Regions from separate parts of the Homo sapiens genome. Here region 2 is linked to region 1. The links are chromatin loops, found by intact Hi-C in ENCODE. Cell type or tissue: PC-3. All regions are shown on one strand. Each heading gives the region's core, and the rest is flanking DNA. Links, peaks and the distances in the headings are about the cores only.

What was found. Peaks named below come from ENCODE experiments on the same cell type or tissue, not always from the same donor. Only the 100,000 strongest peaks of a DNase experiment are listed, where the experiment ranks them.
Region 2: a loop joins it to region 1, with 6 times the contacts of the local background. A loop is called at or near these places in 5 of 110 quality-filtered maps.

The regions. Positions count from the first base shown.
Region 1 is chr6:57,184,599-57,200,200 of GRCh38, forward strand. BAG2 (BAG cochaperone 2) reads left to right here. Exons shown (of 3, transcript NM_004282.4): 3 at 1-5,235. RAB23 (RAB23, member RAS oncogene family) reads right to left here. Exons shown (of 7, transcript NM_016277.5): 4 at 11,852-12,008; 5 at 10,172-10,254; 6 at 9,244-9,336; 7 at 2,394-6,002. The coding sequence ends at 5,863. Among named protein-coding and RNA genes, the nearest start is that of BAG2, 20 kb to the left of the region's middle. In PC-3, for the core only: a CTCF peak has its summit at 5,687 (motif pointing right); no DNase peak of the experiment used is centred there.
Region 2 is chr6:57,254,758-57,270,359 of GRCh38, forward strand. It overlaps LINC03001 (long intergenic non-protein coding RNA 3001), which reads right to left and starts at 8,589. Exons shown (of 3, transcript NR_109774.1): 1 at 8,546-8,589; 2 at 7,689-7,910; 3 at 5,767-6,960. It also overlaps a transcript of PRIM2 not described here. In PC-3, for the core only: no CTCF peak of the experiment used is centred there; DNase peaks (open chromatin) are centred at 8,354 and 11,124; H3K4me3 peaks cover 314 bases; H3K27ac peaks cover 3,045 bases.

The sequences.
Region 1 (15,602 bases), core at 2,487-10,486:
ACACAGTGTTAACAAAGCACTGTGCTTAGAGGGTAAAAAGGAATCACAAAACAAGAATCTTTCCAAAGTTGTCTCATTCAGCAATGTTAAGGCATCTGTATCAAATTATTTTGGATGTAAAGATTCCTGTGTCTCATAATATGAATGTATTTTTTGATATACAAGAAACTGACATAAAATGTGAGAAAACCACCTATAATTTACCACTGTGAACAATTATATATCTATCTGCTTCATCTTTTCTCAAATGCATCAATTCTCTAAAATTCCTATATTGTAACTTGCCTTTTTTTAAAAAAGTTAGATGCTGATATAAAGTCTGCTTAATTGTCAACTTAATGAGCTCTATTTTGTGTAGTTATATCTTTATCCATTCCTCTTTTATGGACATTTAGGTTGTTTCCAACTTGTTGCTATTACTGCAACATATTTTTGTACACAGGACTTTTTCCTTCTTTCATTTTTGTTTTTCTCTGTATAAAGGCCCAGCAGTGAATTATATTGGGTCAAAGGATATAGACGTTTTCATGGCCTCACACATATTAAACTTTTTTTGTATAAAGGTTACAGCAATTTATACTTTTTTCAGTAATTAAAATATAGCTATTTCACTGAAATATTTCCAGCACTGAGCATTAATACCTAGTTTGCATTTTGTTTACTAAAAAGGTTGACCAGTGTGTTGATTCTTCTTTTATCTGATAAAGTGTGAAGCAACTAGAGAACACTTATTTGTTCAAAGTAACTAGTCCTATTGATATACAAAAACCACAACAACTTCCCTGGATACTATTTTGAAATGAACACATCAATTTTTATTTGAATGTAGGTATTCTTCACACTGAAAAACCAAATCAAGATCCAAACTGACTTTATGTATGTATATATCTCTCAATGCAAGCAATATCAAACTTCATTTTCTCTACAAAAATGCCAAGTTAGTCTCTTTATAAAAAGCAGTTACAATCTGAAGACATTCATGTTACTTCCTTTGCCAGCTCCAACTCTGCCTTATTTAAATCTTTGCATTTCATGGGAAACATTAATTCTATCTATGGCAGAGCCACTTGGTTTGTTAGCAGACTGATTTGCTGTCATCAGACTGTGAGATGATTTTTTGTGTGCATCATTTTTTTCTTGACCAGCTTTTTGAAAATTAAGAAATGGATAGTCATGTTTTCTTCAGGTTCTCAAGTATTGTCAGCATCCGTAAATCCCTTCCACTCTGGGAAATACTACTGCTCCCTGCTTCCCATGGCTTCCACATCAGTCCAGGACTTTTTCTACACAAATTATTCTGGCTCTGCCTCCTTGACCTTGGTATTCTTAGCATTATTTTTCCCATTTTTTTGCAATGGAGTTTTTAATGGAGGTCATTGATTTCTGATCACAGACTTGAAGAGCTATGATCCACATTTCCAAGCTGCTTGGGGTCCCTGGTTTACAGTGTCTCCAGCATTCTGTACCTAGAGCCACATCTAAAGGGCAGGGAATCTCCAGTGTGGTTTTTTGTTTTTTTGTTTTTTGTTTTGGAGTCTTGCTCTGTCACCCAGGCTGTCTGACAAGTAGAAGACATATCCACTGTAGCAAGGAACACTATGGAGTATATGAGTTAGGGAAAAGAGACTGTGAAGGGAAGAGAACAAACATTTTGTAGACGTTTGGTGTTGAATATATGCTATGGAGGCAGTTTCTATAGTTTCATTTACTTCATGAGGTTTCATTTTTTCTTTTCTGAGATGGAGTCTTGCTCTGTTGCCCAGGCTGGAGTGCAGTGGTGTGATCTCAGCTCACTGCAACCTCCACCTCCCGGGTTCAAGCGATTCTCCTGCCTCAGCCTCCCTAGTAGTTGGGACTACAGGCGCCCACCACCACGCCCGGCTAAATTTTTGTATTTTTAGTAGACATGGGGTTTCACCATATTGGCCAGGCTGGTCTCAAACTCCTGACCTTGTGATCTGCCTGCCTTGGCCTCCCAAAGTACAGGGATTACAGGCATGAGCCACCACGCTTGGCCAATGGGTTGGTTCTTAACATGTATTTTTATTTATAAGAATGGGAGTATAATTTATTTTCAAATGATGATGAATCTCCTGAGTCACATTTTTACCCTCATTTAAACTATTGTCTTTTATATAGACTATAAGTGGATATAGAGTATGTTTTGCTGTATCTCAATTCTCTACCATTCCTAGCATATAATACATAATTTTAGGGTAGCCCTCCTGCCATTCCTTGTTAGCACTACTTTCAATAAAATGAGAGTATTAAATATTGGCAGAGTATCTGAAATATGAAATAATTTTAGGTTGCTTTGATCTTTAAAGAAGTTGCATTATATATTTTACTATTTAGATCCACACTGTTGATACAATCATACATATCACACAAAATTTTAGCTTTGAAATGCATTTATTTTCTGATTATTGGAATTCATCCTTCATGAAATTTTTAGAGTAGTGTTTTAAATTAAGCTCCAGAGTGTAACTGCAACCAAATAGCAATACATACAAGTGGTTTTCCATTCAAATTTACAAAAGCATTATTTATTAGTAATAAAAATATAGAAGGAATTCAGTTTTCCTTTTATCCCCAATTTTTTGCTTTTAAAAGACCATTTACTAACATCCTACTGTAGATATTTCGAGAGACAGATGAAAATAATAATAATAAAGATTATTATAGCCAAATCATCCAGTTAGCCAGGAGTTTGATGACTGGATATTTCAGAGTCTACTGCGGGTTTTAAATATTTTGTTAGCAAATGAATTCATCTGTATGATGAGAGACTTACATGTTTTATAGCTGAAAACCTAAGGAGTGACAATAGTACATGTGACATTCTTAACAGTTAAAAACTGAGTAAGTCCTGTTCATTAGGTAGGTGCCATGTGGAACAAGCTTTCACCTCATCAATGCATTTTGTTTTCAGAGAAACAGACTAATGATAGATTAATGGGAACATTTTATCAGGTTAGCAGTAACTATTTCAAAGGTTTTGAAAAGTATGCTAATAATTAACAATATCTTATATTAAAAGGGTCCAACACTAAGTTGGGACATTAGGTCCTAAGGCCAACTCCCTATTCTAAGGTCTTCAGAAAAGGTCCAGTTTCCTAAAACTCACAGGTCCAAGGAGTACATGTTATTTATTGAGAGTTCCTTCTGAGCACTGCACTGCCAACTTCTAAAGCAACCACCTAGAACTTCACTCCATAATGAGGAAAAAGTTTTCATCCTCTTTTTGGTAGTTTTAGCTTTATTTTGAAAAAGTAACGTGTGCTATCAACTTTGGGCAGATACAAAGGAAATCATTTAACCTGGTTTTATTTAACTATATTGCCTTATATGGGTCATTCTATATACTATTTAATTCATAGACAGAGACTGGAAAAGGAAAAGGAAACCTGAGGAACTCTGAAATATGGCAGTTATTCCACAGCGATATGTCTACGCAAAAGATTAGCCGTAATGTTAAAAAAGTAGATTAGAGCACAAATGCACAATCACCTGGAATCTTGGAAAAGTTTTTCTTTAGTATACATGGTTTCATAAAATTAAAGTTATTTAAGAGAATGAAGGGTCTTGGAAAAAAAATGTCAATTTTTGAAGGCTTTAAGAATTGATTAAATTGAGAAATTAACATGGCTGACTTTCAGGCCTACTTAATTATTTTAAATGACTAATTATGGTTAGGTTTAAAATACAGCAGTGCAAATTAAAAATTCAAATATGTAACAAAGCTCTCTCTTCAGTTCTTATTTAAAAAAAGATAAAACTAGGTACATAAAATTATATTACAGGAACTGTAACTATCCTCAGAGATTACTTTTTTTAAATATAGAAAGGTAACACGCTTTTAGCCACACAGCTAACATGAAAAAGAACTAACTAGAACACATATAACAAGTGATTTTTCTGCCAATAAAGACAAAAGACTATTTGTTGCAAAGTATTATTTTGTGCAAAAATTAAAGAGGAGAGTAGAGAGTAGAAAATTGAAGAGAGTAGAAAAGATGACTCATTAGCAGTATCCACTGTTTGTTAGGAACTGAATTTTGCCCCCAAAACCTATGTCACTATCAGCAATGGGAGTGGTGACAACTGGTGACATAAAAATAAGCATTTTACATTACTGTGAAATAGATAATGCCAGATCATTTCAATATAATGAAAAGCAAAAATTTACTTTTTAATTTTTTTTATTTTTCCATCTAAAATGGCAAAGAGAACATTTACTTTTGATCACTTAACAAGGACACACCCAGGAAATTTGATTTTCTCAACATTAGGAGGATGAGGGGAGTACAGATGGAAAAACAAAAGATAAAACACAAAAGGAGTACATAAAACATTGTTTAGTACAAATAATGAAAAATGACTTCATGACATTTTCCAATAAAAGTTATTTTTACAGATTTTGCAATGCTGTAAAAACCAGGTATATTGAAAGGGGTTATTTATAGGTTAAAAATAAAGCCATTGATGAGTGATAATCAGTTTTAACAGAGTTCACGCAATTATCTTAGCTGGAAAGCTACTGTCCCAAGTGACAAAATTTATGTCCTGACACATGATTACATATTAAATCATTTTGTAAAAGAAATGATTCTGTATGTGGGACTGACAGCTCTTGAGAAAGTGCTATACAAACAAGGTTATAGAAATGTTGAAGTGATTGATAATCTTAAAATACCATACAAAAATGTGTAAACAAAAGGATGGTTTAGAGTTGCAGGGCATTATAAAATATGTAATTTTAGTTAAGACTAATAATAATATTTTTGTGCACTTTAAAAATGGTTAGTGTAATCTTGTAAGTTCAAAGCTGGGTTCTCAGTGAGCAGCAAAAGGTGTTAGATGCATCACCACACTTCACAGGACCTCCTGAATGACTGCAGATGTGCTGTGTACCTTCTTAAGGGGCTTTGGCTGACCTTATGAGAGCAGGAGCTCACCATGCTTATGGGTGACTATATCAAAAAGATCTGCAATAAGGCTCACCTGGGAGATGCTCTAGCATTCAAATTCCTATACTCCTCTTTTATCTACGCTGTCAGATGAAAACTGCTTACTGCTTTTAAAAGATATAATAAACAATATAAATTCTGATAGTAAAGCACTATAAAAATTAGGTATGATATTTTTGGCACAAAGCACTTTTTAAACCCAAGCTCATTTTGCAAAATATATGTCTAGAGTTTATCATTTGAAAATAAAAACATATACACAATATGTAAATGGTTTTATAAGTGAATTAATTAGAATGTACATTTTCTTAAATACTGCACATACCTTCAGCTTACTCCAGTACCAGACATCTGCATGCACACCCCACATTCTACATTACACAGATATTGCACAAGTTTCAATGCCAAAATACTAATGCAGTCTGGCAAGATTTAGGGTTTACCTTTCAGTATTATTTTGTGAAAGTATTCAGATTCAATACTATTTCGCAGAAAAGCTACATGACCAATTTCAGGAAAAGAATGCTTGCTATCTTTCCTTGATCCACAGTATTAAAATCTGTAACAATATATTTAGGCATTTCATTTATGTTTTCCAGCATTTAAAATTCCGCAAAACCTGTGTTTGAAATTTCTTATAGCATTCCTTTACAAACAGGAGAAGCTTCGTCTAATGTAAAAAAAATTAAAGGAGTCCACAGGGCAATAATTTTTCCACCAGAGGTCTCACTCTACATTCTGAAAAGCACTGCAGAGCAATATTTAAGTCTGTCACTTTCAGAGAGCCATTAGGAGCAAAGTCTGCTGAAAACCTTGTAACATACCATGACAGCTGGATGGGTTTCTTAATGCATTGCACAATGTAATTCAATTGTTTTCCTCCCAAAACATCTTAGGGTATGCTACAGCTGCTAAAAGGATTTCTGTTTTTCTTGGTCCTTTGTTTGTTGGGTCTAAGATTGATGACATCTCCACCATTGAGGGTACCTGAATTCTGACCGGAGTGACTTCCACCAGATGTATTAAAGACACCTGTATAAATTGAGGGAAAAGAGTGATTGCCACTGACACGCCTGAGTTACCTGTTGCATCCAGCTTGTTAGTAAAATCAGTAATATTTTCAAGTATTTACAGTTTCTCTAAAATTGTAGTAAAATCCAACAAAATTTAGCATCTTAACCATTTTTAGGCATACGGTTCAGTGGTATTAAATACATTTGTAATGTTGTGGAACAATCACCCCCGTCCATCTCCATAACTCTTTTCATCTTTAAAACTGAAACTCATACCCATTAAACAGTAACTAACTCCCCATTCCCCCTCCCTGCAGACCTTAGCAACCACCATTCTATCTTCTGTCTCTTATGATTTTAACTACTCTACCTTATATAAATGGAATAATAGTGTCTTTTTGGGACTGACTTATTTCATTTAGCATAATGTCTTCAAGGTTCATCCAACGTAGAACACTGAAGCATTTCCTTCCTTTTTAAGGGTGAATAATATTCCATTGTATGTATATACCACATTTTGCTTATCCTTTCATACATCAATGGACACAGATTTATGATTTTAAAGCTCTTGTTTTAGTTTTACTTTTAGTAGCTAATACGCATGGTACAAAGTTCCAAGGCTGTAAAAGAGGTCACATTAGGGCTCTTTTTTACCCAGATTTTCACCCCTTGCCAGTTTTCCCACCCCTAAGGTACGCATGTTATTACTTTTCCTACTTATCCTTCCAGATATAGTTTATGCATATATAAGCTAAAATGCATATATATTCTCTTTTCTACCTAAGTTGTGGCATATTCTACACAATGTTCTGCATCTTTTGACTTAACAATTTATCTTTGACGTTTGGAATCAGCAAATACGATAATTTTTATTTATTTATTTTTTGAAGACGGAGTCTCGCTCTGTCGCCAGGCTGGAGTGCAGTTGTGTGATTTTGGCTCACCGCAACTTCCGCCTCTTGGAGTCAATTGATTCTCCTGCCTCAGCCTCCCGAGTAGCTGGGACTACAGCCGCCTGCCGCCACGCCCGGCTAATTTTTCATATTTTAGTAGAGACGGGCTTTCACCGTGTTACCCAGGCTGGTCTCAAAGTCCTAAGCTCAGGCAATCCACCTGCCTGGGATTAGAGGTGTGCTAGGATTACAGGCATGAGCCACCACACCTGGCAACTACGATAATTTTAATAACTTACTAACTTCACATCATATCACTTCCTCAAGAATACCTTTTAGTTAACAACAGTAACAACAGTATTTCTGAGTTGTGTGTGTGTGTGTGTTTTAAGAGATAGGGTCTTGCTCTGTCACCAGGCTGGAGTGCAGTGGTGCAATCATAGCTCATTGCAGCCTTTAACTCCTGGGCTCCAGCAGTCCTGCCTCAGCCTCCTGAGTAACTGGGACTACAGGCACAGGAATGCCATCAGCTAATTTTTCTTTTTTTTTTTAAGAGACAGGATATTGCTATGTTGTCTAAGTTGGTCTCAAACTGTCGGCCTCAAGCAATCCTCCTGCTTCAACCTCCCAAATAGCTGGGATTATAGGCACAAGCAACCACACCCAGCTATTTGTGAGATTCTGTGTTAATACTAGTAAGATACGTTTTTCCTACTTATACTAAACCAGTAAAAAAGTGGCCCACAGATAAAAGTGATGAGTAGCTAAAAGATAAAGAACTTTATAGTTTCCATTTTGAACTGTGCTATTCACAAAATGTAATCTCCAATTTATGATATAGCATCCATGACACACAAAATTCTGGGCCAGAGATACTGTCAGGGATACAAAGGTGACTAAGACCAGTTCTCGCCCACAAGAAGTTTACAATGTAATAAGACAAGACAGTAAACAAGTAATGCCATATGACATTATATGTTAAGTGTCATAAAAGAGACACAAAATCTTACAGAAGTTTCAAAGGAAGGACAGATTGCATCTGATACATAAGAAAGGAAAAACTACATGAAGAAGGTAGAACTGGACACTTGGCAGTGCCCTGGGCTTAGATGTCTATTCTTTTAGAAGATGGAGGCTGGGCAGTGGCTCACACCTATAATCCCAACCCTTTGGGAAGCCGAGACAGGAGGATCACTTGAGCCCAGGAGTTCAAGACCAGCCTGGACAACACAGTGAGACTCTGTTTCTTTAAAAAAGAAAGAAAAAGAGTATGGAGGATGTGTCTTCAGGCAGGCAGATACACAACTGAAAACTTTCTAGAAAGGCCTTGAGGAATGAATTGTTCTTCGACAGAAGATGGGAAAGAGGTCATTCTCAATAGAAGAAAAAAAATGACCAAAAGTGAAGAAGAAAGCAAGCATGGGGCATACTCAGGAAAGATCAAGACCTCTGAGAGAACCAGTAAATGGGTTACATAGATGTAATGGTGTGGCAGGAGGCTACACAGAAGGAAGGGCAAAACCACCTTTAAATGTTGGATTGAAGAGAATCTGCATTTACTTTGTTCCACAATGAGTCTTATTAAAGCTTTAATCAGTAGATATGAAGAAGACAAAAGGGGAGCCAAGGAGATCACACCAGGTAGAGGCTTATTATAAGTGTCTTGTGTTCACAAAGCATTTGAGGTCTCTGATGGCAAGAAATTTTGCAATGAAAATGGCAAAGGCAGAAAAAAAAAAAAGCCAGAATCCAGGAAAAATCTAAGTTAAAACAGGTCCAGAAAATAATGTGTTTGTTTCTACATATGTAGTGAAGGGGGACAGAATACAGATATGAAGTCCTTAAGAGATTATACAAGTATCAAGATTTAGAACCAGCAACTTTGGCTCTCATTTTCCTGGAATCCAGAACAAGAAGAGAGACATCTGGTCAGGCAGTTATTGTGAAAGAGAACACAACACACTTGTTCTTCAGAGAATGCTAAAGTTTTGCTGGCATTTAACATAAGAAAAAGCAAAATCAGTAATGGGTAATAAGCAAGATAGTAAGAAAGGGAAAAGGTAAGAGCCAGTGTAAGTACAGATTCAGAAGAATAACTGTTATAAAGTTCCTTTATATAAAGGACAGATCTTTACAAAAAGTCTTTATCTCTGTTGTGTTTAATCTATCAAATGGATTTATAAAATTCAATGGCAAAAAAACCCCCATTAACACAATATACCTTTTAACAAGAGACCTGATACTTAAATCACTGACTTAATAGTTTAATAATCACTTTTAAATCACATTTCTGAAAGAAATGAGCATATTATATGTGTTTTTTAACTTTACCAAGTAAACATGGGCTAAAATTTCCTATGTACTTACCAATCTTGTTACTACTTGAATGCGTTAGTTCTGGATCCTCAGCTATTTGTTGTTTGAGTTTCTGAAGGTATTTTTCAGCCAAATACTTAAAAACTAGAATAAAAAGAAAACACCCAGAACCAGGTCAATGATTTATGCATGTAAATCTGTTATTTCACATCATTTGTAATATTTATACTTACTAAACAAATTTAAAGTTACAATTAGGAGCATACAATCTAGTTAAAAATTCAACTTTTAAAAATTATTTGGGCAGTATCTGAGTACAATGATAATATTAACAAATGTATAATGGTATTTTATTAGTAAATAAGTGAAATAATACTTGTAATGATTGGCTCTTCTAAGTATCTGAATAGTGATTAATACTAAGCAACACTAAACAGACTCACTCTTGAAAAGATGTCTCCTTTATGTGAAGAAAAGTATCCAAAATAGACATCCAAGAGAATATCTAGTTGCAATCTAAATAAGTGGCAATTCCAGAATGAGAAAAATAACTTACCATCTTTTTCTAATTTCACTTTCTTAAACTAGGAAATACTATTAAATTAAAGTATTAAATTAAATACTATTAAATAAACTAACTACCTAGTGGAATATCTACTATCATGGAGTTCTAAAACAACTGAGTTATTTTTAACAGGTATGCATCAAAACCACATATGCATATACTCTACATATATAGCTTACATTTTTCAAAGATAATAATAAAAATGGAAAACCTTACGAGGATGAAAAGTATTCAAGGGCATTAGTAAATAATTAAGCACTAACAAAAAGAAGTAGAAAGCCTTTAAATTCTACTTAATGTTAGGTGACAAAAAAATCTTGTTCTCGTTATAAATATAATTTCTAAACAACACAATTTTAAAAGCGCAAGAATAAAATTTCTTTTTGCAATCTATATCCTTTAAAGGTAATTTACCTTCATTCACATTTAGATCTTCTTTCACTGATGTTCTGTAGAATCTTAACTTTAACCTTTTTGCCAGTGCCTCAGCTTCCTCACTGCACATCAATTTAAAAAAAAATGCTTTACAAAGGTGCCTTCTGATAGCTTGTTTTTTAAATCACTTTTAATTACATTTACTGAATACAGTTTGGCAGGGAAGGGAGGGAAGGTGGATCAGATCTTTCAGAAAATTTTCATATTTCTTTTTAAAAGAGCTTGATATAATTTCCCAGTTAAGTAAAATCAGTTGAAAGCTATGTTTTCATTTAGTGCCTGTACTGATTTTAGTTTTCACTACTCTTGAGAAATAAACACCAACTGTTATACCGTATGTGTACATAGAAGACTTTTCTATAAAGTCATTAATCTCTAGCCCTAAACTAAGAAAATATCACTTTTCTTTGTATAATATTTTAATTAATTTTATCTCTTCCTGAGAACACCTGTAGTTAATTACACTCTGAAAATCTTACAGTGAATTACTTATTTTATTCTTACTGGCCATGAAACAATTTTGCTGCCTAAAGCCAAAGTCAGTATATTAATGACTACATCTCCAAATTGTACTCCTAATTTTAGTTTTATCAGGATTCCTGGTTGTGGACTCCTGATATTAATGTCATTAGAGACTGTTGTAACCATGCCCCATAGGCTCCCGCTATTTCTCTGGCTTCTGGTCTTCAGCCCCTTGTGTAGTCTCCTCCCACACTGTAATCAAGGTTGGTCTGGGTGTCCACTAATATGCAATACAAGGGACAGTATAAGACTGGGTCATAAGAAACACTGTGGCTTCTGTCTTGCTCTTTCTTGGATCACCCACTCTGGGAGAAATAGCTGCCGTGTTGTGAGAATAGGAGAGGCCCATCTGACAAGGAACTAAGGCTTCCTGCCAAGTGAATAAGCCATCATAGAAATGGATGGTCCAGCACCAGTGTAGCCTTTCCGTGAGAACAGGCCTAGCCAACATCTCAACTGCAGCTTCATGAAAAACCACCAGCTAAGCCATTCTCAAACTCCTGATCTACAGAAACTGTGATATAATAGATGTTTGTTGTTTTAAGACACTAAGTTTTGGGCTAATTTGTTACATAGCAACAGATAACTAACATAAGAAGACTTAAAAAACAGGTAAAAACCAAGCAAATATTTTCAAAACTGGCAAAAATAATAATACAATAAGTAAATATTTATGAACAGAAATTATCTGTTCACAAATTTGAGCATAAGAGTTCTGAATATACAAAACAATATGAATCTGAACCCTTAATTAAAATTCATCAACATAGGATAGTTACTTATTCTGGGTATTACAAAATCTAGGGATGCTTTTCTTAACATTCTTACCATATTAAGGTTTGACTTAACATGAAGAATTAGATTTCTTGTGCAAAGACCTGAGATTAGAATTCTAAAAGAGCCTTCAAATTTTAATCCTTTAATTTTATCTACTTAGGAATCAATGAATTTTTTAACCCAAACCAATCACATAGAATAGCTCACAGAAATTTTAGGTAAATTAAAATATTTAAGTCATTAAAGCCTTCAAAATGAAAGTATAGAATTTTTCCTAGAACCTGTAAAACTATGCAAAAATTAAGATGTCTTAACTTTATAGAATTACTGTCCCTCCTTCCCCAAAAGTAGCCATCTTACTTCTTTATACAAGAATCATCCAGAAGATCAATCTTGTTTTGCACAAGTACAGTTGGTATATCTCCCACTTCGGCTACTACTTTCTCTCTCCAACTGGAAACTGCTTCAAAAGATTCCCTATCTGTGGTAGAGAACACGAGCACACAAGCCTGGGCTCCTGTAAGTTCACAATCAATCAATCAATCAATCAAGGTATTTACATTAACATATTACATTTACATTAAGAAAACAATCTCATGAAGAATGGGGGCAACTTTTATCCATTCAAAACAACTTTTATGTAAATAAATGTTGAACTCATCTTTGTACTACTCTTCTTTACTTTTCAACATATAAACTCTATTTATGTTGAATTCATCTTTGCACTACTCTTCTTTACTTTTCAACATATAAATTCTATTTTCATTTTTACCAAAAACAGTGGTTCTCAAATGTGTTCAACTGTCAAAGTACCTCAAAAGCATACACATTCTTTTTGGAATACCATAAAATACTGATTTAATTCCATTATAAAAGCTAGAGAGAATGGTAAACTAAAATTACAGGCTGTTGCCAAATTCTTCTTGTTAATTTGCTTCTTAATTTCTTTCAGCGTAGATTTAAGAAAAATGTCATTTGCTTAATTTCTTTCAGCGCAGATTTAAGAAAAATTTATGAGAAAAAAATCATAATTTGTTCATTCTATTCACTTTTTAAATAAATTGTATTATTTTATTTCAGTAGAATACCAGTGATCCTAAGGAACATAATTTGAAAGCCAATGCCAAGAGTATATATATATATAATAGAGGGGTTGGGGGAAACTTAGTTTTACCCTGTTTAACTGCATAATTTTACCCACCCATATTGTATCCATTGACAATATTTTAACCATCAACTGTCATTTTAGGCTGATAATATCAAAGACTAAAATAAGCAGAAACCTCTTAGAAGAAGCAGTTTTATAAATTATTAGCTATTGATTCAGGTAGCATGGTGATAAAAGCAGGCATGTAAGCAACAAGAGAAAATCATCCTGGGGGTCAAGAGGATTTCCTGAAATCAAGGCATGTTTTCTTACCATTACTCCTTCCTTACACATCCCTCTGGTATAAGAGTTTTCTACTAAGACTCAAGATATGTCTGGGCTATCTAAGACACTCTAGAGCCAAAACTAGTCTGTATATCTATATATCACTGGGGGAATACTGTAGAAAGCAAAAGACCACAGAAAGAAAACAGCAGTTTGCTATTACTGTAAAAACAGAAGGTTCATTTGGAAAATCTTCCCTACCCTAAAAACAGGTTTTTTGTTTTCTGGTTTTCTTGAGACAAGGTCTCACTCTGTTGCCCAAACTGGAGTGCAGTGGCATGATCATGGCTCGCTGCAGCCTCGACCTCCTGGACTCAATCAATCCTCCCACCTCAGCCTCCTGAGTAACTGGGACTTACAGGAGGAGCCTGCCATCATGCACAGCTAATTCTTTGTTTTTTTGTTTTGTTTTGTTTTGTTTTTGTTTGTTTGTTTTGTAGAGATGGGTCTCCCAATGTTGCCCAGGCTGGTCTCAAACTCCTGGGCTCCAGCAATCTGCCTGCCTCAGCCTCCCAAAGTGCTGGGATTACAGGTGTGAGTGACTGTGCCTGGCCTAAAAACAGGTTTTAATCCAAATAATAAATGAATAATGCAAAATACAGAAAGAGAGAGACAAAGACACCCTGAGACCTTCTCAGAATTTAAGGGAAAATAAAACTGAAGAGATCACATTAGTATACCGATAAATAAACTTATATTTACTTGAGCTGTAATATTTACCTCAACTACAAATAAAAAAAATTATGTAATCATATTTTAAGAAACTGTGGATCATGAGGTCAGGAGATCGAGACCATCCTGGCTAACACGGTGAAACCCCGTCTCTACTAAAAATACAAAAAATTAGCTGGGTGTGGTGGCGGGTGCCTGTAGTCCCAGCTACTTGGGAGGCTGAGGCAGGAGAATGGCATGAACCCGGGAGGTGGAGCTTGCAGTGAGCCGAGATCGCGCCACTGCAAGACCAGCCTGGGCAACATGGCAAAACCCCATCTCTACAAAAAATACAAAAATCAGCCAGGCGTGGTGGCACACACCTGTAGTCCCAGCTACTCAGGTGACTGAGGTGGGAGGATTGCTTGAGCCTGGAAGGTTGAGGCTGCAGTGAGCTGTGATTGTGCCACCGCACTCCAGCATGGGCAAAAGGGTGAGACTCTGTCTAAAAAAAAAAAAAAAATTTGTTCTTTATCATAAAACTCAATGAATTACCTTTAAGCCTACAGCTTTATGTCCAGCTGTCATTTAAATTTGAGGGCACAATAGGGTATTTCCAAGTGTTCAAGGTCTCAGACACTTAACCAAAAAAACCTCTTAGAGGAAGCATATATGATGGAAAAAAAACCCCAAACAGATAATGCCAGAGATACGGGCAGTAAGAATGATTAAGAAAAGCTCAACATTATTTAAAAAATCAAAGACCAAAAGAAAGTATGTCCATAACAACCCCAAGATTATTTAGCAGGGGACAGAATGGGTACAGACCAGAGAAATGTGGGAATGTGCCAAAGTGCTTGTGTGAAGAAAGGGAAGATGTTTACATAATCAGGGAGGTAAATAAACAAACCCTGCAGCAGAGGCCTGTGGCTGCATGCATGTCCCCTCAACCGGGCTTCAGCGCAGCTGTGGAGAACAGTTCCTGTGCCAGTTGCTCCTGCCTATGCTGCAGGGGGCTCTGCTGTTCTGCTGGGGGCTGTTCTGATGCATCCCCCAAGGGGGAAGTGATGCCTCTGGGTGGCGGGGGGGTGGAATGAACACCTCAGCCTCCCTTTGGTGGGCTCCTGAGGCCTCTCTTCATGGTTCCTCAGGGAGACTGAGCCCCAGTGGCCCACAGTGATACTTAGAACGCTTTACTGGTTTTTCTCCCTTCCTTGCCTCATTCTCCCTAGTCTTTCACTCTACTTCCTGGGATCATGTCCCAAATAAACGAGCCCCACCCATGTGGCGCAGTGGGAAGGCACACAGAGGCTTAAACTAAGACAGTAAATGCCTTAAGTTAAAGGCAATCACCTTAAGAATAAGAGAATGTATGACTATTAAACCACAGGAGAAAAATGGATTTCTGCAGTATAAAGAACAAAATGAAAAAACAAGAACTGCAGGAAATAAAAAATCTGAAATAAGATCGCAAAAATAAGTCCTAAGAAGATAAATTACAATCTATAGAAAGAATGGTACACAAATCTCCAAAGCAGGACGGTTCACCTGATACCAAGCCTTTATATCAAATGCTGCACCACCTTGTCTGATTTAACCTAAAAATATTACTAAAATGGAAAAAAAATCAACTGGATTACTTTTTATGGATTACTTTTATGGTTATAATAATTCTGACAAATGTTGGACAACCACTTGTTTCCATTTCCCCTAACTGAATATCATCTTCCATCTAGACAGATAAAATACTTTGTCAAACTGTGATTCATCATGGTTCTTTTATGTTTGGAAAAATCCTAATGACCGGAAAGCCCTTTCTAATATTTAGTTTAAAAAGCTCAAAAGATGACCCCTTACCCTCCACCCTTTTTTAAAAAAAAACTTTGACTGAGGTACCAATAAAGCATGTAACAAATACAAGATTCCAAGATTTATGAGACAGATCATTATTTGCAGAATTTAGAAAGCAAATGGCTGATCCTGCTGCACAACTCTGAACTCCCTCAAGCACTTCAAGAATTTTTTTTT
Region 2 (15,602 bases), core at 5,022-13,021, 73 kb after region 1:
GCAGGAGACAAGATAAGGGTAATCACCCAGCACCTGGACCCATTAGGATTAAGTAAATTTACCGAGGCTCCAGAGGAAGGTCTTCAGGATTCAGATCTTAGTTATAGATTAGAAGAAGTTAATCACTTATGTCTTCAGATGAATGCACACTAACACACAGACATATAGCTTAGAAGGTATATAAGCTCTGGAAAACTTTGTAACTTTGAGTTGGCCTGGCGATATTTTCCAGGCCTTTTCCCTGTACCCAGTTACAGAAATAAACTGTCTTCTTTCCCAGTTCGTCTGCCTCTCATTATTGGGCTGCGAGAATAGGCAGCCTGACCCTCAGCTTGGTCCGGAAACAGTTTGGTCACCTCAATTCCTTTATTTAATTCACCTTTTGATCTCTTCTTGGCTTCTAGGCCTTCTCCATACTGCCGAGGATCCATAGTTGATTATTAGAATTACTCTCCATTGGGCCGGGTGTGGTGGTGCACACCTGTAATCCCAGCACTCTGGGAGGCCGAGGCGGGCGGATCACGAGGTCAGGAGATCAAGACCATCCTGGCTAACACAGTGAAACCCTGTCTCTACTAAAAATACAAAAAATTAGCCAGGCATGGTGGCGGGCACCTGTAGTCCCAGCTACTCGGGAGGCTGATGCAGGAGAATGGCGTGAACCCGGGAGGCAGAGCTTGCAGTGAGCTGAGATCCCGCCACTGCACTCCAGCCTGGGCAACAGAGCAGGACTCTATCTCAAAAAAAAAAAAAAAAAGAATTACTCTCAATTTACTTGCATCCCTATATTTCCATCCTATTTCCAATGATCAATGTTAGGTCATTGCCACAACCTGCCTTCTCCATTTTTACACTGGTTGGGGAGGGAGTGATAAAGTTGATAAGAATGTAAACACAAATAACCACAATATACAGCAATGTCCCATTTAAATCATAAGCATAATACAGAAATTCGTGAACTTGTAAAGGCAGGAAAGAGAACATCTAGTTAGAATGATCATAAAAAAACTTCAAGGCTATTATGGCAGATACAAATATGAATAAGACACTACTAGACTTTTTTAAGCCCTTAAGTATAGGAATGGCATAATTTATATTCATTTCACTGATAGCACCAAGCGCTTTTCAAAAGAGAATTAATGAATTATGTCTCCTCTAGTGTGATTCTTTATCTATTACACAGTGCAGTGTGAAATGCCCTAAGGGGGCTTAAATGCTGAGTAAACAAATTTTTAAAAGCAATTTAGACACGCACACACACACACATACACACACACACACACACACACACATTAGATGTACAAGCATAGAAAAGTCTTGGAAGGATAAATACTGTCTTGCTTTATCCATCAGCATACTGATTACAGTTGTGATGAGGTAAGTACCCACACCTTTTGTAATGTAAAATTGTGCAGCAAAACAGCAAAAATAAAATATTACTTGGGGGAAAAAGACAATTAACTTGTTTTTGGCCAAAGGTGATAGAAACAATAATACTTGCATTTCCTGAGGCCCTACCATATGTCAGGCATATGCCACCTTATTTACCCCTCACCATCACCCTACAGGGCTATATTATGTATTATCTTCATTTTGCAATTGGGAATAGTTATTGTATTTCTTCCATTATAAGATCAAATTTAAAAATACTTTAAATCATTGGAATGTGTATGCATGTTATCATTTATGGTGTCTTAGACTTGATAAAATAACGTAAGTCACATTATTATAAATCATTAGATATAATATTCTAACTTATGGTTTAATTGGCTCTAAATTCTGTGCTTTTCCTCCATTGGATTGCGTTATCTTTTCTAACAAAAGTAGACTTTTGCTCCTTCTCCAAGTTTTCTTTCTCTCTTTCTCTTTCTCTTACACACACACACACACACACACACACACACACATGCCATGCAGGCACACACACACAGTTTTTCCTTTCTCTTTCTCTCACTTTCACACACACACACACACACACACACACACATACACTCTTACATCTTAGTCCAAAGTAAAAATATCCTGCTTATCAGATGCTCTGCCTTATTTTCAAGGCTTATGCTTATTTTGAGTGTAGCCATGGTGAACTTCATCTATCTAACTGATGTGCTAGTCTAGTCTCCTACCTACTGCTAAATTACTCAATTAACCTATTTTGTTCAATTCCATTTTAGCCACAACCCTTTAGTTTCAGTTGCCTTGACATTGGGGAAAAAAACCCTAATCTTTCTTATCTATTTGGTTAATTGGCCAAATTAATTCTGACAGATATCACATAGGTATTTTTGTTTTTCTTGGGGCAGCTAGCCACCCTGGGCCAGTGCTTCTCAATCTGGGCACACAAGAAACAACTGGTGTATCTTCTTGAAGCAAGAGTTCTCCTTGAAGATTTACTTGAAGAGAAAGTTGAAGCAGGACACTGAAAAATGTAGATGAAAATCTTTGAAAGAAGTATTTTTTATCTTAAAAGAAAAAAGAAAATATTATGAAACAGAATAAAATATCTGTAGGCATTTTTTTTTTTTTTTTGTGAGATGGAGTCTTGCTCTTGTTGCCCAGGCTGGAGTGCAATGGCGCAATCTCGGCTCACCGCAACCTCCACCTGCTGGATTCAAGCGATTCTCCTGCCTCAGGCTCCTGAATAGCTGGGATTACAGGCACCCACCACCAAGCCCGGCTAATTTTGTATTTTTAGTAGAGACAGGATTTCTCCATGTTGGTCAGGCTGGTCTTGAACTCCCGACCTCAGGTGATCTGCCCGCCTCGGCCTCCCAAAGTGCTGGGATTACAGGCGTGAGCCATCGCGCCCAGACTGTAGGCATTTTTAAGGCACAACTTTAATGGAATTTTGAACTGGTGGTAAACTACTCATGGTAACCTGTGGTTGAAACCATAGGCTTTGGGGCAAGACTGAAACCTAGCTCCTCCCTTTTCTAACTGTACCCTGGGGCAAGTTGCTTAGCCTTTTTGTGTCTCCATTTCTCATTTGTAAAATGGGAATAATATCATCTGCCTCATAGAGTTATCATGAGAATTAAGTGACCAGTATATGTTAAATGTTGGAACAGTGGGTCGTTCATAGTGAATTCTCCCTAATGTTAGCTATTTTCATTTTCATTTATATTTCTAGATATCCCAAGGGTTATTATTTTGTCCTCCTCTTTTGTTAAGTTGTCTCAGAGCAAAAGTTTGAGCAGCCCTGCCTTAGTCCTTCCCCAGGATTCTCTCCAGTATGCTGCACTTGGTTCTCATCGGCTGGTCTTTTGTAATGTTTCAGGAATGCACTGTTTTCCTTTTTCTCTTCTCTGTCTCTTTTTTTTCCAGCACCATTAAAAACAAAGAGTAGCTGTTTTAGGAATTTGGGAAGTGAAGAAACAAGACATTCGACTGTGAGTTTCACCCATGTTTAAAACGAAATAACCTAACAATCGGGAGTGGCGTGCTACCGTTAAGATTTTGGAGGTAGAGACGTGAAGATTTTCAGTCGCAACTCCCTTTAGAACCATGGCTTGAACCCGTAAAGTATGAGGGCTGCCCATAAAACTTTCTCTTCTAAGATGTGGGATATGTGTAGTCTCATCTAGTTATGGCTCATCTGGGAATGGATTTTCTGACGCAAATGAGGTTTAAAAAAAAAAGGCATAGTGTCTCTTTATTTGGTTAACACTATTTCTGCACTTTGTTTTTCCTTGTCAGCTTTAAAAGGAAGAGAACAAAAGCCAACCACCCTGCCAAAACTTGGCAGTAGAATTTCAGTGAGTGAAAATTCTCCACCTACAGTAATGTTTGAAGTGGTTGCACAGTGAGGGCCCCCCAGCCCCCACCCCAACCCACCCACCCCTCCACTGCAGGCCATTCTTGACCTGTTAGGACACCATCTTATGCAAAGTTAAGAAAGCCCAAGAGCCTAGAACCCACAGAAAAAGGCCAGTGTAAGACTAAGGGCATCTATCCCCTGTTCTTTTTTCCCTGTTCCATCTGATATTATCTTTGGCTCAATAGTCCTAGAACTCAGAAGGCTGATACTCCAATGTACCCTAGAATTGCTAGACTCAACTCTACCATCTCCTCCGCTCCCAGAACCTGGACTCTTGGAGGGCAGACAGCAGGATAGGAGCAGCCTCAAGGACGGGAAAGCAATGGAGACTGACCTATCCTTTGCTATTTCCCTTTGCCACCAATATCTTCTAGTTATAGGATTTTTGCACCTAGAAATAAAATATACAAATATTGACCATAACTTACAGTAATTCAGTGCTTCTAAGTTCCCATGTACCATGGCAAACACATGGATATATTATAGCAACATCATAAAACAGACATGATTATTTCTATACCAAGGATAAATCTCAGGTTTAGAAGAAAGGTTGGAAAAATTCTTGAAGGTCACAAGCCAGAAGTACATGGCACTGAAACAGATCTGACTCTTGAGTCCAAGCCTATTGTATTGACTTGCTATCAATGCATAACAAACCGCATCACACAAAACCAGTAGTATCTTTGAGTCATCTTGGGGGTTGGCTGATTTAAGCTGGGCTAGGCTAGGTGGCTGGGGTAGCTCTGCTCTATATGCCTCTCATCTTCCTCCTGGGACCAGTAGGTTGCCCTGGACATGTGTAAGAAGAAAATTGGAAATATGCAAGGTCTCTTAAGGCCTAGGCTTGGAACTGGCACACTAATTTCTGCCTCATCCTGTTCGTCAAGGCAAGTTACAAGGCTGAGACTAATGTCAAAGAGCAAAGAGACATACCTCATTTTTTTTTAAGAGATAAGGGTATGCCTGTTGATTAGGTTGTACTCAAATGCCTGGGCTCAAGGGATCATCCTGCATTGCTGGGACTACAAATGTGCACCACTGTGCCCAACTGAGATATACTTCACCTTTGTGGGGTGTAGTGGATGCTGAGGTGCACTTCCTGGTCCCTTTCCAGAACCAAGGCACTTACTTTCTCAGCTGCTAGGAATATTGCTTGCTGATGATGGCTCACCAAGTCCACTGACTCCCATCCTTTCACCTCCACCCTCGCCCTGGAGTCCCCATCCCACTGCCCACCAGGAATTGTCCTCAGCTGAAGGGCACTGCTTTGCCCAAGGGTGCCCCTATGGTCAACCCACATTCAAAGACTAGTCAGATGTGAGTATGAAGTCTGACCTCTTGCCTCAATTCAAGACATCTCTGAAGAGCTATCCTAGCATCAGAGCTTCCCATAGGATTGGGTGAGGCCTGGGTTGCAATTAAATTAGTCCCATTTTTTTCTGTGTCAATCTTGCTTCCCCTATTCCCTTAAAATGGCTGTTTCCAAGAGCATTCCTCAATAATTACTCTATGAAATCTAACCTTCAACATGAGAGGGACTCCAAAGCCAATGGTGAAGGGCAAAGATATAGTATAGGAAAGAATCAAAACCAATAACGCAATCTACCACATCTTTGCATTTAAGAAGTAGATTAAACTGCATCCCAGGTCCAAAAACAAAAGCATATAGTGGAGCAGACAGAATCTCTGTCTGACATGTCTTAATGTATATCTAAACCATTGATATTGGACCTTGAAATATATTTGACTTGGAAAAGGCATGTGGTCCTGAAGAGTTGTGGGCAAATGGAAACTTTGTAAATTGAATTAAATTCCAAATGCATGGTGGGGGTTTGGTATTCTAAAGTGAAAAATGTGGTGAATTATTTTATGAATAACCATTTTAATAACATTGATTTTTCTATGATGAGTTTTACATATCAGCAATTTATTTCATTTTTATGAACCCATTCTATTTTTAAAATAATTCTGTGTGTGTGAAATTATAGCATGATGTCATACGTTTGTTTTTTGGTCTCCAATCCTTGGTGGATTTCCTTTGCATAAATTTTAAGTTTACATGAACCTGAAAAGATTCCAGGGACTCTGGGCAAAGCCATGGGTGCATGGTTGTTGGAAATGGGTACAATGGATATAAGTAGCCGGGCAGACAAACATCCCAGGAGAAGAAATTTTGGCCAGGTCATGTTCCTTTGTCCAGTAAAAAAAGCAGGAGGAGAGAAAATAGATAATTTACTGTACTCAGGGATAGGGATTGATAAAATAGCTACAGCAGAAGGAAAAGTCAGCAGGAAAATCAAGAATTCTAACAGAATATTGCGGATATGACTGTTCATGATCTCCAGGGGTATGAAGGGCAAGCCAGGCTAAAAAGTGGACCAGAACACTGGTGGTTGAGGGATTGGAGGCCCCAGTGAGAGGAGGGAATAGGCACACAGCAGTGACAGATTCAATGGAAGTTTTTCCATATTTATGATATGCAAGCCATGTGTATTTTCATTTCCCTCATGCTTTTCTGTGAAGGTTGAGGCTCTCCCATGTGATAGTTTCCTCTATCAGTCAGGATTCTAAATATTCTTGATATTTTAAAGAAGAGATTTAATACCAGGAGATGACAAAGGTAAGAAGCCTAAAGTGGGAGAGTAAGGCATCCTTGAGATTATCAAGAGCAGGAAGCTGCTACCACTGCCTAAAGCTTAAGGGACAAAAGGAGCCAGGCCACCAGGGAGAAGTTGGAACCACAGAAGCTCTTGGAGCAAGAGCTGGGTCCATAGAAGAGATGGCCGCTGCCAGAGACAATACTTGAAGCTGAGAGAAGTGGGGAAAAATACCCAGCTTCTCCCTTTCTGCTCTCTCTTCAGGGCCATCCAATGGCTGAACTGACCCAGAAACCAGAGGGCAAAGGAACAAGGAAAAAGTAATTCTCTGTGATACGGAACAGGGTAGAGCGGGGACAGGGGATAAATCTAAGAGCAAAACAGGACAAGACTAGCACATGGCCTCAACTTCTCTGCTCTCCATGGCAATGTCTTCCTCCTCTTCTGTTTCCAGGAGTCTCTAATTCCTGCCACTTATTGCCCCAGGCTCCCTTGATAGCTGGTTTCCAGGTGGGGGCACAGCCAATGGGTGGCAGCAGCAGGAGACTGGGAGATAAAAGGAAAGGTTGGGTTATTTTTCCCCATTCCCTCCCTGCTTTGGAGCCACCTCTCTGGAAGGCTCCCTCCACCATTATAGATCCTGCTGGTGGTCTGTCTTCCGTGGCTCCAGGTCTCACCAGCTCTCACCAGGTCTCTCTCTAGGAGTGGTTTCCTTCTATTGCTGGTCTCTGGGTGTCTCAACATCCCTTGCTAATTCCCTTAATTCTGCCCACAGCTATGTCAGCAGTATCTTTGTTAAAGTCCCTTCATTTGAACAATTTGGCTTGAGTTCTGTTTTCTGCCAGAACCCTGGCTAGTATCCTGACCTACTGTGTTCTTTTCCAAGCTCCTTTCAAGTGTCATATTTTCCCCACTGTTGCCCAGATCAGCAGTGTGGTATAGTAGAAAGAATACTGGACTTACTGGCAGACAGACATGGTTTTATTTCTGATTCAGTCACTTACAGAGTTACTGGCTGGGAAAGTTATTTAACCTCCTGAGCTTCCGTTTTCTTGCTGGTAAAGTGGAAAGGGGATAATGATGAATTTCAGTTGGATATATTAGAAATCCGTGCCTGACCCATGTGTTCCAGGCCTCATCTGCCAGTTGTCTTTTTTTTTACATACCGATTATTTATGGCGTAAATCCCCTTCCTACTCGACTGAAAGAAATGAACCCCCTTCAAAGTATTTCCAGTTATTTCTAGAAGTTTCCAAAGAAGTTCCCTTGCTCACCAGTCGTTCTTTCACAGTTGCCATCGTCTTCTGCCCTGTTATTTTGCTTCTGCCCCAGCTCCCACATGTCCAGCTTCTGCTTGCAGGGCCACTTGCTGAGGCTTTGCCGAGGCTGAAACTTTTCCAGGGTCACTGTCCATCATGAGAACACAGCACATGCCAAGGGTGTTGCCTCTTAGTGTTCCCAAAGAGTCTGGTCCTTGGGAAGCCTCCATTTGGCCTCTGTGGTGCAGAGAGGAGAATGTCCTTCCCTGGCTCAGCCCCAAATAGCTGGGCTTGTGCCTAGAGCCTCTGAGAGTCTCTTTGACTATTTCCTCAGCTAATTTCACATGTAAACAAAACAACTCACAGAGGTTCTGCAACCTGCTTCCACCGTCTTTCTAGAAGGAGGTCAGAAAGGGAACAGATGCTTTGCCCTTTTCCCCTCTCCCCTCCACAGCTCTCCCAACCCCCAAACCCATCTTCCTCTTCTATTTGCTAAACTAAACATTTTATACTTATCAACCACTGTGGGATGGAAGTGGGATGGTCAAGGAGGGAGGTGAGGTCTAGATGACTTCTGTATATGAGCCAGAGTCCAATCCATTTATATATGAATGACTCCTAGTACAATATCTGACACAAAGTGGATTCTCAATGGTTGATGAATACTATTATCACGTAAATAGGAAACCACATTTCCTACCATTTAGATAGTATAAGTTCTTCAAAGTTCAATTTATGTGTCATTTCTTACCAGAAACCTGGCCCTAATCCCAGTAGGATGAGGTTACTCTTTGCCTCTGTATTTGCTTCTTAGGGCTATGGTTATAATATACCAAGAATTGGCTTAAAACAACAAAAATTTATTCTCTCACAGTTCTGGAGGCTGGAAGTTTGAAATCAAGACATTGATAGAGCCATCCTCTCTCTGAAGGCTGTAGGGAGAGTCCTTCCTTGCCCCTTCCCAGCTTCTGGTGGCTCTTGGCAATCCTTGGTGTTCCCTGGCTTAGAGCCGCTTCACTCAAATCTCTGCTTCTGATGTTGCACAGTCATCTTCTCCCTGTGTGTCTTTGTTTCCACGTGGCATTCTCTTCCCTTATAAGGCCATCAGTCACAGTGGATTGAGGCCCACTCTAGTAACCTCATTTAACTTGATTATATCTGCAAAGGCCCTGTTTCCAAATGAAGTCACATTCTGGGATCCTGAGAGTTGGGATTTCAAAATACCTTCTTGGGGGGTGCAATTCCACCCACAACACCCTGCAATAAGATTTTAAAATTGAATAGCAGCAATCTTATTTCTCTTTTGACATCTATCACATCTAGCTTATTTTATAGTAATCTATCTTTTATCTCCCCCTACAACACTGAACAGCCCAAGGACAAAACCTGTTTCTGATTCACTTTTGTGTCCCTGACAATACCTACATGTCCCATAATAGGTTTGATAGGTACTAAGTGACCGGGCTGAGGCTTGCACCCTCCCCTCCTGACTCATGATCAATCCTTCAGACTAGAGCGTGCTGCCACCAGCCTGGTACATGTATTTGTGAGTTCCTTGGGTTTCAACTCCTTGGTTGATTTATTTTTTGAAAACACTATATATCAGGAAGATGGGTTTGGCTAGCTGAAATAGCTGGTTATAGCTTGCCTTGGGTGGTTAAATATTTATGTCTTCTGAGAGTGAACAATGGGCTTTACTCTACCAGGGAAATAATCTTGTTTGTCCCCATTTATTGGCTCTTTTTTCCTCTTTTACATTTTCAGCATCCTAATGATGTCCTTAGTGATAGTTGCTATGGAAGTATTTTAGTGTTTTCTGCAGTGTTGGGTGGTGCAGTACCTGAAGCCCTCTTTAGTGTGTATTTATAATGACACCAAGCCATGAATTTCATTTTAGTGGTAGCTTTCTTGCTTAATAACTGGTTGTCGTCGGGGGAGTGGTCTGCATTTATTTTGGCCTCCTGATTTATCGCACTGATTTTTCTTCTCCTTTTCATTGTTCCTGGAGTGCTCGTCATCACTTCAAATACTCAACCCATTATTTCACAGAATATAATGACAGAGCCAGCCCCATCATTTTATCATTGAATACACTGGTAAACAGTTGCAACCCCTCTAATACCAATGTGATGAGGGGTGATTTAAACTTGTAAAAGTCAAACGCTTTTTTTTTTTTTTTTTTTTTGCGATGGAGCCTCACTCTGTTGCCAGGCTGGAGTGCAGTGGCACAGTCTTGGCTCACGGCAACCTCCCCCTCCTGAGTTCAAGCGATTCTCCTGCCTCAGCCTCCTGAGTAGCTGGGACTACAGGTGCGCCCCACCAAGCCCAGTTAATTTTTGCATTTTTTAGTAGATATACGGTTTCACCATCTTGGCCAAGATGGTTCCAATCTCTTGACCTTGTGATCTGCCCACTGGCAGATCTTGTTTGTCCCCATTTATTGGCTGGGATTAAAGGCGTCAAAAACTTTTAAGAATGTATAGTTTGGAGACTGAGACTCAGTAATGGGTGGAGGAGAGAAAACTGGGATATCTAGAGAATTGGATTGTGATGTCTTCCGTAAAATAGTAATAGTAGTACATGTTCTACCTACTTGATAGGATTGTTATGAGGGTCATGTGATTAATGTATGTGAAAGCAATTTGTAAGCTGTACAGTGCTATAAAATGTTTATATATGTTATCATTAATAACAACTAGATTGTTAATAGTCCTGATTGCTTTTGACCTGGATGTCTATGGAGAAGCAGCTTAATCTCTGGTGAAGACATGACTTGACCTTTTTACTGAACCATGTGGGCAAATGATCAGGCCATTATGCAGTATTTTCAAGGCCATCAGGTTGTCTGTGTTAGCCTCTTTCATTCGACTCTTACCTTTTATTTGGGGAGGAGAAGGGACAGTATGACTTTAATTATTAAGCTGAAGAAGTGGAGAAATCTTGATTTCTTGAATAGCTTTTTCAAGTCAGCTCTTTAATATAAAGTCTCTCTGGTGCATCTGTTGCTAGCTTGCCACGTTGGTATGTGCCATTTTAATTTTGTTCCTCCAAAGGTTTGGGTTATTTTTCCATACACTTTGGTTTACGGTAGACGCTCAACCACTTACTAGAATAGAACACACTTAGGCATGTAGACTTTGACAATTCTAGGGAAAAGTTGTGAATGCATTTAGTGATTTGATTTGTGTGTTTTAGTTTAAGTAATCTATCAATTTATCCTATAGATAGCCCAGAAATTGATGTCACTGCAATTAAACAGAATTTTTTTATAAAGAATTCTGTGCCTGACAACTCTAGACATATTTATTATGCAGCTTCTCTTAAAGGATTTTCAATTTGCTCATTTGGAGCAAATTTTGTGTGTTAAATGCAGTTGGTTCCTAGACACTGACTCATTTTCCAAATCTGAGTACACTTTTTCCTCAATTGACTTTCCCCTGCCAGTATGTCATCCAACTATTCTTTAATGTACTGTCAAAATATGGTCACCTCATCATTAACAGGAAATGGGCTTCTTGCCCAGTCTTATGAAAGTAGAATAAAATCAGACAGTTTGATTTTTAAACTATAAGAAAAGGAGAATGAAAAAACAGCAAAACTTAACTAATTTCCAAGCTCAGGGCTATTTATAAAGAGCTTGAACAAATAAGACACCCAGAAACGAAAGGAAAACTGCAATTTGCTTGGCTTTGTGTAGAATACAGAAGAATTTCCATTTTACTCTAAATATAAAGTAGCTGCAATGTGAGTCAACATAAATAAAACAAAGAAACCAAGTCTTTATGGAAGATGACAGCAGTTTCATGTGGGCAGCTTCATGTGTTTAAGCATCTCAATGTGAAAACTTGGCCATTTGCTCAAGATTGTTTCTCTGTATTTAGATTTTTGGTGCAAATATCATCTCTGTCTCTAGGAAACAAACCCAGACGGCCTACAGAGTCAAGAATGAAGAATTCATTTTACTGAAATGTTAATGTCAACTCTAAAAATATCAGAGTTTTCAATTTTACCTAATCAAATAATCAGCTCGACAATTTTTTTGCAACCACAGTTGCTTATAGGGCTGACCAAAGTGACGATTTGTTTAAGACCAAGTTCAAGGTTAGTTAAACATATAACATATAGCGCAGATTTCATTTAACCATGTGGATAATTCAGCCAAATATGTTTTTCATGAATTGCTGTGAAAAAGAGTAATTTGCCGCATTTGAATTATCTGATTACCTGTCCTGATCTTCTACTTCACTTTGAGTGTATATGTAGACTTTATTAGAATAACATTTTGTAGTGTAAAAATAGTCTATGTCGCCACAGCTTCTCTCTACTTGCTAGTTCAAAGCTTTCTCTTTAATTTTTGATCAGTGCCAATTTGGAACCGATCTCTTTTAGCTCAGTTTCCTCATTTGTGGAGTGGGTATCTTAACGTCCAAAATAATAAATGATTAAAAATAGTTAAAAAAAGTTAAAAATAAATGATTAGTGGAATGATGAAAAGTACTTCACACAGAATCCAGCATATAGTGAATGCTCAATGAATTTTAACTATTTTGACTTTTACTGTTAAAGATGTGACGTGGGAAGTCATTAAACCTTTTGTAGCTTAGTTCTTTAGGTATGAAAGACAAATGTCTTGATATAAGTCTAAAAATGTTCTTAAAATGCATGCAGTGCCTCCACATGCAAAGTGAAGCACAGAATTTAAGTAATTACCTTCATTAATTAATCAATGCATTGCTTTACCTAATAGGTTGATACATGTTTTAGAGCAAAGCTTGATGCACAAAGGTCCACTTTGCTTGGATATTAGTTTTATTGTCATTTTGCCATTTTTTTGGTATTCATTATCTACTGTGATGGGACAAGAATTTGGGTGAAAGTAGTTTACTTGGGAGGTGATCCCAGGAGGCATGATCAGGGAGTGGGCAAGTAAGACTGGCAAAAGAGGAACACCATTAAAGGATACATTGAGAAGCGGGTTACTGTCTTGGGCAAGTGAGCTCAATCCCAGTGGCATCTCTTTGAGAGGCTGCATAAAACCTTTGAGCAACCTCATCCATTTAGTCCAGCACTGTACTAATATTATCACTTTCTACGAGCAATACCACATGAAAAAATTTGGGGAGCATTGCTATAAAGAATGGTTGAGAGTGCTGAAGAGAAGCCAGGAAAATAAAAAGCAGAATAAATAAGAATGGTTGACATGCACGGTGGCTCACACTTGTAATTCCAGCACTTTGGGAGGCGGAGGCGGGAGGATCACTTGAGGCCAGGAGTTAAAGACCAGCCTGGGCAACATTGCGACACCCCATCTCTACAAAAAAATTTTAAAATTAGCTAGGCATGGTGGCACATGCTGGTCTCGAAAACCTGGCCTCAAATGACCCTCCCGCCTTGGCCTCCCAAAGTGCTGGGATTACAAGGGTGAGCCACCGTCCTGGCCTGGTTACATTTAACTATGTTGCAGAGAAGATCGTGGATTCATTCAAAATGAAATCATTGTTGCTGGGTTCTTGTAAAAGTAAGGTTGTTGAGCTATGGGCATTGAGCATATGAGAACAGAAACATAATCCTTTTAATCTACTCAGCATTTTGCAGGCTTCAGAGGAATAATGGCTGTTGTTTCTGGCTTTGCAGTTCAAGTGAGATGGATTTAGAAGAGCTCCAAGCACATTCCTAAAGTATTAGGTGGTTGGAAGGTTCTATGAGTTACGTAGTTGTTACTTCAGTCTCCAGCGGAAGGGAGGAGACATGTCTTCCTAGTCATATTCCTCCTTGGTCTCAAAAAACCACATTTTGTTCCCTTCAAGTCAGGAATGTAGCCAGAATGCCCACCAGGTGGTGCTCCAATTACTTTACTGTATAACATTTTGTGACCTCCTGTAGGATATAAGAATATTAAATGTTAGAGTTAAAGGCAGAAAATATTCTGTAACTTGAGCCTCAAGATGTAAAGACTTCATATATTGAGAAGACTAATATGGCTTTTAAAATATCACATGACATCAAAATGTCTATGCATAAAAGGTGAAAAAAAATGCTATCTCAGAGCCAAGGTTAACATTCTTGGTAGAAAAATAGATTACAATCAATATTTTTTAATTGAGTTTTAAAAAGAATTCTGATGCACTAGGTTCTGAGGCATTACAAGGATATATATGTATATATATATGGCAATTTCCCCCCACATTTACTTATTTATTTTTAATTTTATTATTATTATACTTTAAGTTTTAGGGTACATGTGCACAACGTGCAGGTTTGTTACATATGTATACATGTGTCATGTTGGTGTGCTGCACCCATTAACTCGTCATTTAGCATTAGGTATATCTCCTAATGCTATCCCTCCCCCCTCCCCCCACCCCACAACAGTCCCCAGAGTGTGATGTTCCCCTTGCTGTGTCCATGTGTTCTCATTGTTCAATTCCCACCTATGAGTGAGAACATGCGGTGTTTGGTTTTTTGTCCTTGCGATAGTTTACTGAGAATGATAATTTCCAATTTCATCCATGTCCCTACAAAGGACATGAACTCATCATTTTTTATGGCTGCATAGTATTCCATGGTGTATATGTGCCACATTTTCTTAATCCAGTCTATCATTGTTGGACATTTGGGTTGGTTCCAAGTCTTCGCTATTGTGAATAGTGCTGCAATAAACAAATGTGTGCATGTGTCTTTATAGCAGCATGATTTACAGTCCTTTGGGTATATACCCAGTAATGGGATGGCTGGGTCAAATGGTATTTCTAGTTCTAGATCCCTGAGGAATCGCCACACTGACTTCCACAATGGTTGAACTAGTTTACAGTCCCACCAACAGTGTAAAAGTGTTCCTATTTCTCCACATCCTCTCCAGCACCTGTTGTCTCCTGACTTTTTAATGATCGCCATTCTAACTGGTGTGAGATGGTATCTCATTGTGGTTTTGATTTGCATTTCTCTGATGGCCAGTGATGATGAGCATTTTTTCATGTGTTTTTTGGCTGCATAAATGTCTTCTTTTGAGAAGTGTCTGTTCATGTCCTTTGCCCACTTTTTGATGGGATTGTTTTTTTCTTGTAAATTTGTTTGAGTTCATTGTAGATTCTGGATATTAGCCCTTGGTCAGATGAGTAGATTGCAAAAATTTTCTCCCATTCTGTAGGTTGCCTGTTCACTCTGATGGTAGTTTCTTTTGCTGTGCAGAAGCTCTTTAGTTTAATTAGATCCCATTTGTCAATTTTGGCTTTTGTTGCCATTGCTTTTGGTGTTTTAGACATGAGGTCCTTGCCCATGCCTCTGTCCTGAATGGTATTGCCTAGGTTTTCTTCTAGGGTTTTTACGGTTTTAGGTCTAACATGTAAGTCTTTAATCCATCTTGAATTAATTTTTGTATAAGATGTAAGGAAGGGATCCAGTTTCAACTTTCTACATATGGCTAGCCAGTTTTCCCACCACCATTTATTAAACAGGGAATCCTTTCCCCATTGCTTGTTTTTGTGAGGTTTGTCAAAGATCAGATGGTTGTAGATATGCGGCATTATTTCTGAGGGCTCTGTTCTGTTCCATTGGTCTATATATCTGTTTTGGTACCAGTACCATGCTGTTTTGGTTACTGTAGCCTTGTAGTATAGTTTGAAGTCAGGTAGCATGATGCCTCCAGCTTTGTTCTTTTGGCTTAGGATTGACTTGGCGATGCGGGCTCTTTTTTGGTTCCATATGAACTTTAAAGTAGTTTTTTCCAATTCTGTGAAGAAAGTCATTGGTAGCTTGATGGGGATGGCATTGAATCTATAAATTATCTTGGGCAGTATGGCCATTTTCATGATATTGATTCTTCCTACCCATGAGCATGGAATGTTCTTCCATTTCTTTGTATCCTCTTTTATTTCATTGAGCAGTGGTTTGTAGTTCTCCTTGAAGAGGTCCTTCATGTCCCTTGTAAGT